Linked DNA regions of Homo sapiens: region 2 is linked to region 1. Evidence: read pairs that join two places in POLR2A ChIA-PET (ENCODE). Cell type or tissue: Panc1. All regions are shown on one strand. Links, peaks and the distances in the headings refer to the core of each region. The heading gives the core; the rest is flanking DNA. Region 1 overlaps NINJ2 (ninjurin 2). Region 2 overlaps B4GALNT3 (beta-1,4-N-acetyl-galactosaminyltransferase 3).

Region 1 (5,386 bases), core at 241-5,240:
GCTCCCAGCCAAATTCTGTGTTAGGCACTGGAGGAAAGGATTCCCCAGGACTCTGGCCTAAGAGCTGCGGGAGGAGGAACACAGTGGTGAGGACAGACCCGGGTTCAAATCTTGCCTCTGATCTCCTAGCCGTGTGACTTTGGGTAAGTTCTGTCCTCTCTGGAGCCTGTTTCCCCTCACAGGGCCTCTGTGAGAAGTGAAGGGGGATGCACAGGGAGCCTGGCCGCACATGGGGTCAGTGCAGGGAGCCAGGGAGAGGCTGTGGATTGGAATCCCTCCAGGGCTGGGCTTTTTGTGTGTTCAGCGTCCGCGGAGAATCTGGTTCTCAGGACACCTTGGGGCTGAGTTAGACATCGCCTGGGACTTACATTGACTTTTGCTGAGGGTTTTGCTGAGTTTGGCAGCAGCTCACCTATTTCACCAGATACTAGCTTCTCACCACGAGGAGGAAGGGGTGTCTCCTCTTTCTACAGACGAGTGAGCTGGGAAGCACCGAAGCTGCGTGAGTTGGATGGTCAGCAGTGGGATCAGATCCCTGCACCCACTTGCCGGCCCTCCCCTGCTTACCTTCTCCCCAGAGCAGACCCTGGCCCCCTTCACAGAGCTGCTGCTCAGGTTCAGGTGTCAGGGCTGGGAGAATGTGTGACTGGCCCCATTTCGAATCCTGAGGAAGGACAGGAGAGCCCCGGTATGAGGATCCAGGCTGGACCTGCTTTGCTGGCAGGGAAAAGGCATGAGTCCTAGGGCCAGGCAATCCAGGCAGGCTGGTTCCAGGCCCAGGCCTCCTTGGATTGGCTGAAGCTGGCAGGCGCAGCAGATTCAGGCTGGCCCACCAATCAGGAGCGGCTTTGATCCCCAGACTCAGTGCTCAGGGACTTCTCTATCTTGACCTCCTGGGCCCCCCGAGCTCCCTCCGGATAATGCACCAGTATCCCTGCCTTGTCTGTAGCCTGTCTCATCTACAGGTCTATGGCCAGGACCCAGGATACTGCTGAGCTCAGGGACAATAGACACACACACGCACACAGAGACAGACACACACACAGACACACACACACACACAGAGACACATGCACACACACACAGAGGCACAGAGACACGCACACACAGACACAGACACACAGAGACACATGCACACACACACAGAGGCACAGAGACACGCACACACAGACACAGACACACACAGACACATACACAAGACATGAACACACACATTCACACAGACATATGCACAGAGACATGGACACACACATACACACAAACACACATGAATACACACAGACACACAGGCACACACACACAAACATACAGACACACACACAGACACACAGACACATGCATAGACACATTCACACAGACACTCATGCACACACAGACACACATGCATACACACAGACACACACGCATACACACAGACACACACACACAGAAAACACATTGTGGCTGCCGTGGCATATGGAGGGGAGTCAGCAGCGCAGTCGAGGTGTTTGTATACTATAGCCATTGGCAGGCACCCCCAGAAGGTGCCACAGAAGAGGTTCATGGAGTTCAGCTCACCCTGGTCCTGCCTTTGAAGTCTCTTCTGAATGCAGTGAATGACAAATGGATATATATATATATATATTTTTTTTTTTTTGAGACAGGGTCTCTCTCTGTCATGCAGGCTGGAGTGCAGTGGTGTGATCTTGTCTCCCTGCAACCTTTGCCTCCAGGTTCAAGTGATTCTCCTGCCTCAGCCTCCCGAGTAGCTGGAATTATAGGCGTGCACCACCACATCTGGCTAATTTTTGTATTTTTAGTAGAGATGGGGTTTCACCATTTTGCCCAGGCTCATCTCAAACTCCTGACCTCAAGTGATCCACCTGCCTCGGCCTCCCAAAGTGCTGGGATTACAGGTGTGAGCCACCATGCACTGCTGACAAATGCATCATTCATTCACTCCTTCATTCATTCAGCACTCCAGGTGAGGCGCCCCCTTGTTCCCATGAAGCTTTTCCACTGGGGAGGGATGGATAAGCTCTCTATCTCCTGGCTTCCCCCTTTATACACTTTATACAGGCTCTGGATTCTGTGTCCTTAACTGCTACAGCCCTGGAAGCATAGGCTGTGTAAGTCCCTCAACAATGGGGACCAGTCTAAAATATTTATAGGTAGCATATCTAGATCATTCCAGAGAGGAGTGAATGGATCCAAACCGTCTTTTGAACCAGCAGCCAGAGGCCCCAGCAGCTCCTGTCTTCCCAGCCCAGTGCTTATTCTCTTATTCTCTGCTAAGCTTTGTCATTTTAGGGGATTAGGAGAATAGGATGTAAACCGAAACGTGACTGAGACAGATCTCCATTGAGGAGAGATTTGTTTTGCCAAGGTTGAGGGTGAACTCAGAGAAAAGAAACACCATAGGATCTGTGACCTATGCTTTTTCCAAAGAGGATTTTGGGAATTTCAATATTTAAAGGGAAAGAGCAAAGCAAGAGGGGAAGCTTTTTTAAAAGGAGGTTGGGTAGGCAGTGAGGCTCGGGGCACATTCTTGTGAGGCTCTGATAGTGCTCGATGAATCTACATTTTACATGTGACAAGAGGGAGTGGGGGCGGATCAATTATGTATTTGTCCTGGGCTCGGTGAATCCGCATTTTATGTAAGATAAAGTAAGCATGTGAAATGACTGCCGTTTGGGAACACAAGGAAGGCAGTTGTTTTGTTTTGTTTTGTTTGTTTTGTTTTGTTTTTGTTTTGTTTTGTGTGACTCCATGTCCAAGCTTAACTTTCTCTTCATCATGGTGAATTTGGGGGTCTCAAGAGTCTAGTTTTCTTTCACAGGGGCTTCGGGAAGGCAGGGATCTTCGTTGTATCCTAGATGCCTAGCTCGTGCTAGGAGCTGGAAACAGGTTTGTTGCATTGAACTCAGTAGGAATCTTGGCAGGCTGTCTGCAGGGCTGGGTGGGGTGGGAAATTCACCACCTTCCCTTTCTCCCATCTCACTGTCAGATCTGATCTACTTCATGAGGTCTCACCTGGACGATAGCCAGAGACTGCAGGCTCAGCTCTCATTGCTTCTTATTCTAATTGCCTGAAATCCCGAGGAAATAACTCTTACCTTTTGGAAATGTATAATCTAGTGGGGACATACAAAACTCATATACACCCTTATGTGGAATGTTGACATTTTGCTTCATGATTAATTGTTCTGAAAGTCCTTTCCACTTACCCGTGTTTAGGTTTCCTGTCTGGATTTAGGCTCCATCACAAAATCTAAGGTTCAGCAAAAACGAGAGGCTCTCAGTGCTTCTGAGTGAGGACATGAAAAGGATCTGGGAATAAAAGCACTAGACCCTTACAGACTCATGAGCAGCAGCAGCTGGCAGCACTGGGCTGGGAAGACAGGAGCTGCTGGGGCCTCTGGCTGCTGGTTCAAAAGACAGTTTGGATCCATTCACTCCTCTCTGGAATGATCTAGATATGCTACCTATAAATATTTTAGACTGGTCCCCATTGTTGAGGGACTTACACAGCCTATGCTTCCAGGGCTGTAGCAGTTAAGGACACAGAATCCAGAGCCTGGCTGGGTTCAAAGGCCAGCTCTAATACTTAAAAAATGGGTGCTCTCGGCCGGGTGTAGTGGTTCATGCTTGTAATCCCAGCACTTTGAGGGTGCAAGATGAGAGGATCCCTTGAGGCCAGGAGTTCAAAACCAGCCTGGGCAACATAGCGAGACCACATTCCTACAAAAAACGTTTTAAAAATGTAGTGTAGTGGTGTGCACTTGTAGTCCCAGCTACCCAGGAGGCTATGGCAAGAGGATCCCTTGAGCCCAGGAGTTTGAAGCTACAGTGAGCCATGATTGCACCACTGCACTCCAGCCTGGGTTGTAGCAGGGCAAGCCGCAGACAACACCCCTCAGGCACCGAGTTAAAGAAAGAAGGGCTTTATTCGGCCAGGAGCTTTGGCAAGATTCACATCTCCAACAACCGAGCTCCCCGAGTGAGCAATTCCTGTCCCTTTTAAGGGCTCACAACTTTTAAGGGGGTCCGCGTGAGAGGGTCATGATTGATTGAGTAATCAGGGGGTACGTGACCGGGGGCTGCATGCACCGGTAATTAGAACGGAACAGAACAGGACAGGGATCTTCACAGTGCTTTTCTTATACAAATAACTGATTACGTCAGGGGTCGATCTTTAACTACCAGGCCCAGGGTATGGGGCCGGGCTGTCTGCTCGTGGATTTCATTTCTGCCTTTTAGTTTTTACTTCTTCTTTATTTGGAGGCAGAAATTGGGCATAAGACAATGTGAGGGATGGTCTCCTCCCTTAGGGTGACAGAGGGAGATCCTGTCTTAAAAAAAAATAAAAATAAAAGGGTGATCTCGGGGCCTGGTGCAGTGGCTCACGCCTGTAATCCCAACAGTTTGGGAGGCTGAGGTGGGAGAATCGCTTGAACTCAGGAGTTTGAGACTTAGCCTGGCCGACATGGTGAGACCCCATCTCTACAAAAATTTAAAAATTTTTCATTTCTAGTGAGTTTTCAGGTGATGTTGCTGCTGCTACTTCAAGGAGCACACATGGAGAACCACTGGCATATAGGAGAAAAACGCAGGCTTAGGATTTAGACACTGGGGCCATCCCTCAGTATCTGGTGACTTTGGGCATTTGACCTCTTTGAGCCTCAACTTCTTCACTTGTAGAATGGGACTACATCCCAGTTACTTGGGAGGCTGAGGCAGGAGAATTGCTTGAATCCAGGAGGTGGAGGTTGCAGTGAGCCAAGATCGTGCCAAAATATTTATATATATATATGTATATATATATATGAGACTAGTGTTGCTTCTCAACTTATGATAGAGCTACATTCTGATAAACCCATAGTAAGTTGAAAATATTGTAAGTCAAAATGCATTTAATACACTTAGCCTACTGAACTTCATAGTTTAGCCTAGCTTAACTTCAGCGTGCTCAGCCCACTTACACCAGCCTACTGCTGGGCAACATCATCTAACACAAAGCCTACTTTATAAGAGACTATTGAATATCTTGTGTAATTTATTGAATAATGTACTGAAAGTGAAAAAGAGAGTGGTTGTATGGCTACTCGAAGGACAGTTTGTAAAGTGTATCACTTACGATGGTGCGAAAGCTGGGGACCATCTGTATTAATACCTGCTTTGTGGAGTCATGCCTGACATACAGCAATATCATTATTTAATTATTACTGTTTAAATTTTAACAATTTTGTTAGCCCCTGAGGGATGAGTAGGATTGAAGTCAGCAGAGATCGGCTGGGAGGGCTTTGGGGAATGTCTCTGAGAACCTCACAGCTCAAGTGGGCATAGAGCAAAGAGCAAAAGGCCAGATGGGTCTGGAAGCCCCAGGACAAGGCGCTGATTGGGAAAG
Region 2 (5,386 bases), core at 127-5,126, 88 kb after region 1:
CTGGCCAACCAGGCCTTTTTCTAATGATGACCTATGTCATTAAAAATGAGAACTTCATTGAGGGAACCTCACGCTGAGTGAACTATGGAGAAGTGTGGACTGCCTTTCCAACACGGACTCTACTGCTGATTGGGTGATCAATTTCCAGGATATTAATAAAACTCACCCCCTACCTCTATCTATTGTTACTTTTCATTTTTTTTAAACTGCCTCCAAATCTGCACAATTCATGTTTTAATGAAATAAAAACTGTGTCTGAGGCAACATAAAAAGCAAATGAATAAAAGCAGGAACTGCTAAGGAAAGTGGCTGAGATGAGATGCTCTCATTGTTTTCAAAATCTTGCTAGATAAAATGGTGAATTATATCCTTCTCGTGAAAAACCAAAAAAAAAAAAAAAACCATTATATTTCAACACTGTACAGAAGGTCTTAGTTCCTTACAATAAGGAATAAGTAAGAGTATGTTGAGTTTTGAAAGAAACTGCCAAACTGAATTCCAAAGTGGCTGTACCATTTTGCATTCCCACCAGCAATGAATGAGAGTTCCTGTTGCTCCATGTCCTTGTCAGCATTTGAGGTTGTCAATATTTTGGATTTTGGCCATTCTAATAGGTGTGTAGTGATATCTTATTGTTGTTTTAATTTTCATTTCCCTAATGACATATGATCTTAAACAGCTTTCCATGTGTTTACTTGCTATGTTTATATCTTCTTTGGTACTGTCTGTTCAGGTGCTTTGCCCATTAATGGGGTTGTTTTCTTATTGTCTTTGTATGTTTTGGATTACAATCCTTTATCAAATATGTCTTTTGCAAATGTTTTCTCCCATTGTGTAGACTGTCTTCTTGTTCTTTTTGACATTGTCTTTTGCAGAACAGATTTTACATTTAAGGAAGTCTAGCTTATCAATTGTTTCTCATGGATTCTGACTTTGGTGTTGTCTAAAAATCTAAAGTCACTGGCATACCCAAGATCACCTAGGTTTTCTCCTATGTGGTTGTCTAGAAGTTTTACAGTTTCAAATTTTACATATAGGTCTTTGAGTTGATTTTTGTAAAGGGTGTAAGAACTATGTCTAGGTTTTTTTTTTTTTTGCATATGTGCACCACTTGTTGACAAGACTATCTTTACCACATTGCATGTCTTTGCTTTTCTATCAAAGACCAGTTGAATATAATTTATATGGGTCTATTTCTGGACTCTCAATTCCATTCCATTGATCTACTTATCCATTCTTTTGCCAATATAACAGTGTCTTCATTACTGTAGCTCCGTACTCTCTTGAATTCAGGTAGTGTCAGTCTTCTGACTTTGTTCTTTGCCTCCAACACTGACTTGACTTTCTGGGTCTTTTGCCTCTCCATATAAATTTTAGAATCAGTTTGCCAATATTCACAAAATAACTTGCTGGGGTTTTGATTGGGATTGCATTGAGTCTGTAGATCAAGTTGGGAAGAACAAATGTTTTGACAATATCGATTCTTCCTGTTCATGAACATAGAATATCTCTTTACTTAATTAGTTCTTTGATTTCTTTCATGAGAGTTTTGTAGTTTTCCTCATCTAGATCTTGCAAATATTTTGTTAGACTTATACCTAAATATTCCATTTTGGGGGGATGCTAATGTGAATATTAATGAGTTTTTAATTTCAAATTCCACTTGTTCATTGCTGGTATATCAGAAAGCAATTGACATCTGTATCCCTGTATCCTGCAACCCTTCTATACTTGCTTATTAGTTCCAGTTTTCTTGTCAGTTCTTTCAGATTTTTTATATAGAATATCATGACATCTGTGAACAGTTTTATTTCTTCCTTCTCAACCTGTATACCTTTTTTTCCTTTTCTTGTCTTATTGCATTAGATAGGACTTCCAGTATAATGTTGAAAAGGAGCAGTGAGAGGTGGCTTTCTTGCCTTGTTCTTTTTTTTTTTTGAGACGGTCTCGTTCTGGTGCCCAAACTGGAGTGCAGTGCCATGATCTCCGCTCACTGCAACCTCCGCCTCCTGGGTTCACACAATTTTCCTGCCTCAGCCTCCCGAGTAGCTGGAACTACAGGCACCCACCACCACACCTGGCTAATTTTTTTTTGTATTTTTAGTAGAGACGAGGTTTCACTATGTTGGCCAGACTGGTCTTGAACTCCTGACCTCGTGATCTGCCCACCTCGGCCTCCCAAAGTGCTGGGATTACAGGCGTAAGCCACCGCACCCGGCCTATTGCCTTGTTCCTGATTTCAATGGGAAAGCTTTGAGTTTCTTACTATTAAGTATAATGTTAGTTGTAGGTTGTAGATACTGCTTATCAAGTTGAGGAAGTTCCCCTCTATTCCTAGTTTATTAAGAATTTGTATCACAAATCAGGCTGGGTGTGGTGGTTCATGCCTATAATCCCAGCACTTTGGGAGGCCGAGGCAGGCAGATTGCTTGAGCTCAGGAGTTCAAGACTAGCCTGGGCAACATGGCAAAACCCCGTCTCTACAAAAATACAAAAATTAGCTGGGCATGATGGTGCACGCCTGTAATCTCAGCTACTCAGAAGGCTAAAGAGCAAGGATTGTTTGAGCCCAGAAGGTTGAGGCTGCAGTGAGCCAAGATTGCACCACTGCACTCCAGCCTGGGCAACAAAGCAAGACTGTCTTAAAAAAAAAAAAAAAGAATTTGTATCATGAATAGGTGTCAGGTTTTGTCAAATATCTTTTCTGTATCTATTGATATGATCATGTAATTTTTCTTTTTTTGCCTATGTGATTAATTACATTAATTGATTTTTAAGTGTTGAACCACCCTTGCATACCTAGAAAAAATGGCCATGATGTATAATCTTTTTACACATGTTGGATTCAATTTGCTAATATTTTGTTGAGGATTTTTGCATCTATGTTCATAAGAGATATTAATCTGTAATTTTCTTTCTTGTAAGGTCTTTGTCTGGGTCTGGTATTAAGGTAATGCTGGCCTCATAGAATTAGTTAGGTAGTATTCCCTCTGCTTCTATCTTCTAGAAGAGATTGTAGAGAAATGGCATAATTTCCTCCTTACATGTTTAGTAGAAATCATCTGCAGACCCATCTGGGCCTGGGGCTTTCTGTTTTGAAAGGTTATTAATTACTTCTTCAAATTCCTTAGTAGATATGACTATTCAGATGGTTTATTTCTTCTTGTGTGAGTTTTGGCAGATTGTGTCTTTCAAAGAATTGGTCCATTTCATCTAGGTTGTCAAATTTTGGGGTGTAGAGTTGTCCGTAATTTTTTTTTTTTTTTGAGACAGTGTCTCGCTCTGTCACCCAGGCTGGAGTGCAGGGCATGATCTCAGCTCACTGCAACCACCACTTCCCAGCTCAAATGATCCTCCAGCCTCAGCCTCCTGAGTAGCTGGGACTATAGGCACAAGCCACTATGCCCAGATAATTTTTGTATTTTTTGCAGAGATGGGGTTTTGCCCAGGCTGGTCTTGAACTACTGAGCTTAAAGTGATCTGCCCACTTCTGCCTCCCAAAGTGCTAGGATTACATATGTGAGTCACCATACCCAGCCCATAATATTCTTTTATTATACTTTTAATGTCCATGAGATCTGTAGTGATGTCTCCTCTTTCACTTGTGACATTAGTAATTTGTTTTTTTTTCTTAGTTAGCATGGCTTAGAGGCTTATCAATCTTACTGATCTTTTTAAAGAAACAGCTTTTGGTCTTATTAACTTTCTGTACTGATTTCCTATTTTCAATTTCATTGATTTCTGTTCCAATTTTCATTATTTCTTCTGTTTTTGAAATTTAATTTGCTCTTTTTTCCTAGTTTTCTAAGGTAGAAGCTTAGGTCATTGATGTTAGATCTTTCTTCTCTTCTAATATAAGCATTCAGTGTTATAAATTTCCCTCTAAGCACTGCTATCACTGCATCCCACAAATTTTAGGTTATATTTTCATTTAGTTCAAGATTTTTACATTTCTCTTGAGATTTCTTCTTTGACATAAGTGTTATTCGAAAGCACATTTTTAAATATCCATATATTTGAGGACTTTCCAGTTATCTTTCTGTTATTGATTTTTAGTTTAATTCCATCGTGGTCTGAGATCAGACATTGTATAACTCTATTCTTTTGTATTTGTTAAGGTGTGTTTTACCACCCCGAATATGGTCAATCTTGGTAAATGTTCCATGTGAGCTTGAGAAGAATTAGTAATCTGCTATTGCTGGATGAAGCAGTTCATAGATGTCAATTATATCCAGTTGACGGATGGTGCTGTTAAGTTCAATTATGTCTTTACCAATTTTCCGGCTGCTGCATCTGTCAATTTCTAGAGAGATGTTGAAGTCTTCAACTCTAACAGTGGATTCATCTATTCTTCCGCTTTCTTTTTATTAGTGTTAGCATGGTATATTTTCCTCCATTCCTTTACGTTTAATCTATATGAGTCTTTCTATTTAAAGTGGTTATCTTGTGGAAAATATACAGTTGGGTTTTGTTTTTAGATGCACTCTGACAATCTCCATCTTTTAATTGGTTTATTTCGACCATTCACAGTTAAAATGATTATTAAAATACCTGGGTTAATAATATCTATCATATTTATTACTATTGTCTATGTATTGCCCTTACGCTCTCTTTCTATTTTTGTCTTCCTTTCTTTTTCTGTATTTTGTGGGTTTTTTTTTTTTTTTAAGTTCTGGGATACATGTGCAGAACATGCAGATTTGTTCCACAGGTATACATGTGCCATGGTGGTTTGCTTCCCTTATCAACCCATCATCTAGATTTTAAGCCCTGCATACATTAGGTATTTGTCCTAATGCTCTCCCTCCCCTTGCCCCCCCACCCCAACCCCTGACAGGCCCCAGTGTATGATGTTCCCCTCCCTGTGTCCATGTGTTCTCATTGTTCAACTCCCACTTATGAGTGAGAACGTGGTATTTGGTTTTCTGTTCCTGTGTTAGTTTGCTGAAAATGACGGTTTCCAGCTTCATCCATGTCCCTGCAAAGGACATGAACCCATTCTTTTTTATAGCTGCAGTCTTCCGTGGTTTTAAGCGAGCATTTTAATGATTCCATTATTTCTCTCCTTTGTTAGCATATCAGTTATACTTTTTTTTTTTTCCAGTGGAGCCCTAGAGTTTACAACATACAAGTAAACCACATCTGCTTTCTTTTTTCTTTTCTTTCTTTTCTTTTTCACAGGGTTTCACTCTGTTCCCTAGGCAGGAGTGAAGAGGTGCAATCATAGCTCACTGCAACCTTGGGCTCCTGGGCTCAAGCAGTCCTCCCACCTCTGCCTCCCAAGTAGCTGGAGCTACATGCATGTGCCATTGTTAAAAAAATTTTAAAAATTTAATTTTTAAATTTTTTTGTAGAGATGGGGTCTTGCTATGTTGCCCAGGCTGGG

The links. ChIA-PET counts read pairs that join two places held together with the same protein. Peaks named below come from ENCODE experiments on the same cell type or tissue, not always from the same donor. Only the 100,000 strongest peaks of a DNase experiment are listed, where the experiment ranks them.
Region 2: POLR2A ChIA-PET joins it to region 1 with 10 read pairs; 2 of 35 experiments call an interaction of 5 or more read pairs at or near these places.

What each region holds. Positions count from the first base shown.
Region 1 is chr12:576,837-582,222 of GRCh38, reverse strand. All of the region lies in intron 1 of NINJ2 (ninjurin 2), which reads left to right. Among named protein-coding and RNA genes, the nearest start is that of NINJ2-AS1, 51 kb to the left of the region's middle. In Panc1, for the core only: no CTCF peak of the experiment used is centred there; no DNase peak of the experiment used is centred there; H3K27ac peaks cover 3,229 bases.
Region 2 is chr12:488,608-493,993 of GRCh38, reverse strand. All of the region lies in intron 1 of B4GALNT3 (beta-1,4-N-acetyl-galactosaminyltransferase 3), which reads right to left. Among named protein-coding and RNA genes, the nearest start is that of B4GALNT3, 31 kb to the right of the region's middle. In Panc1, for the core only: no CTCF peak of the experiment used is centred there; no DNase peak of the experiment used is centred there.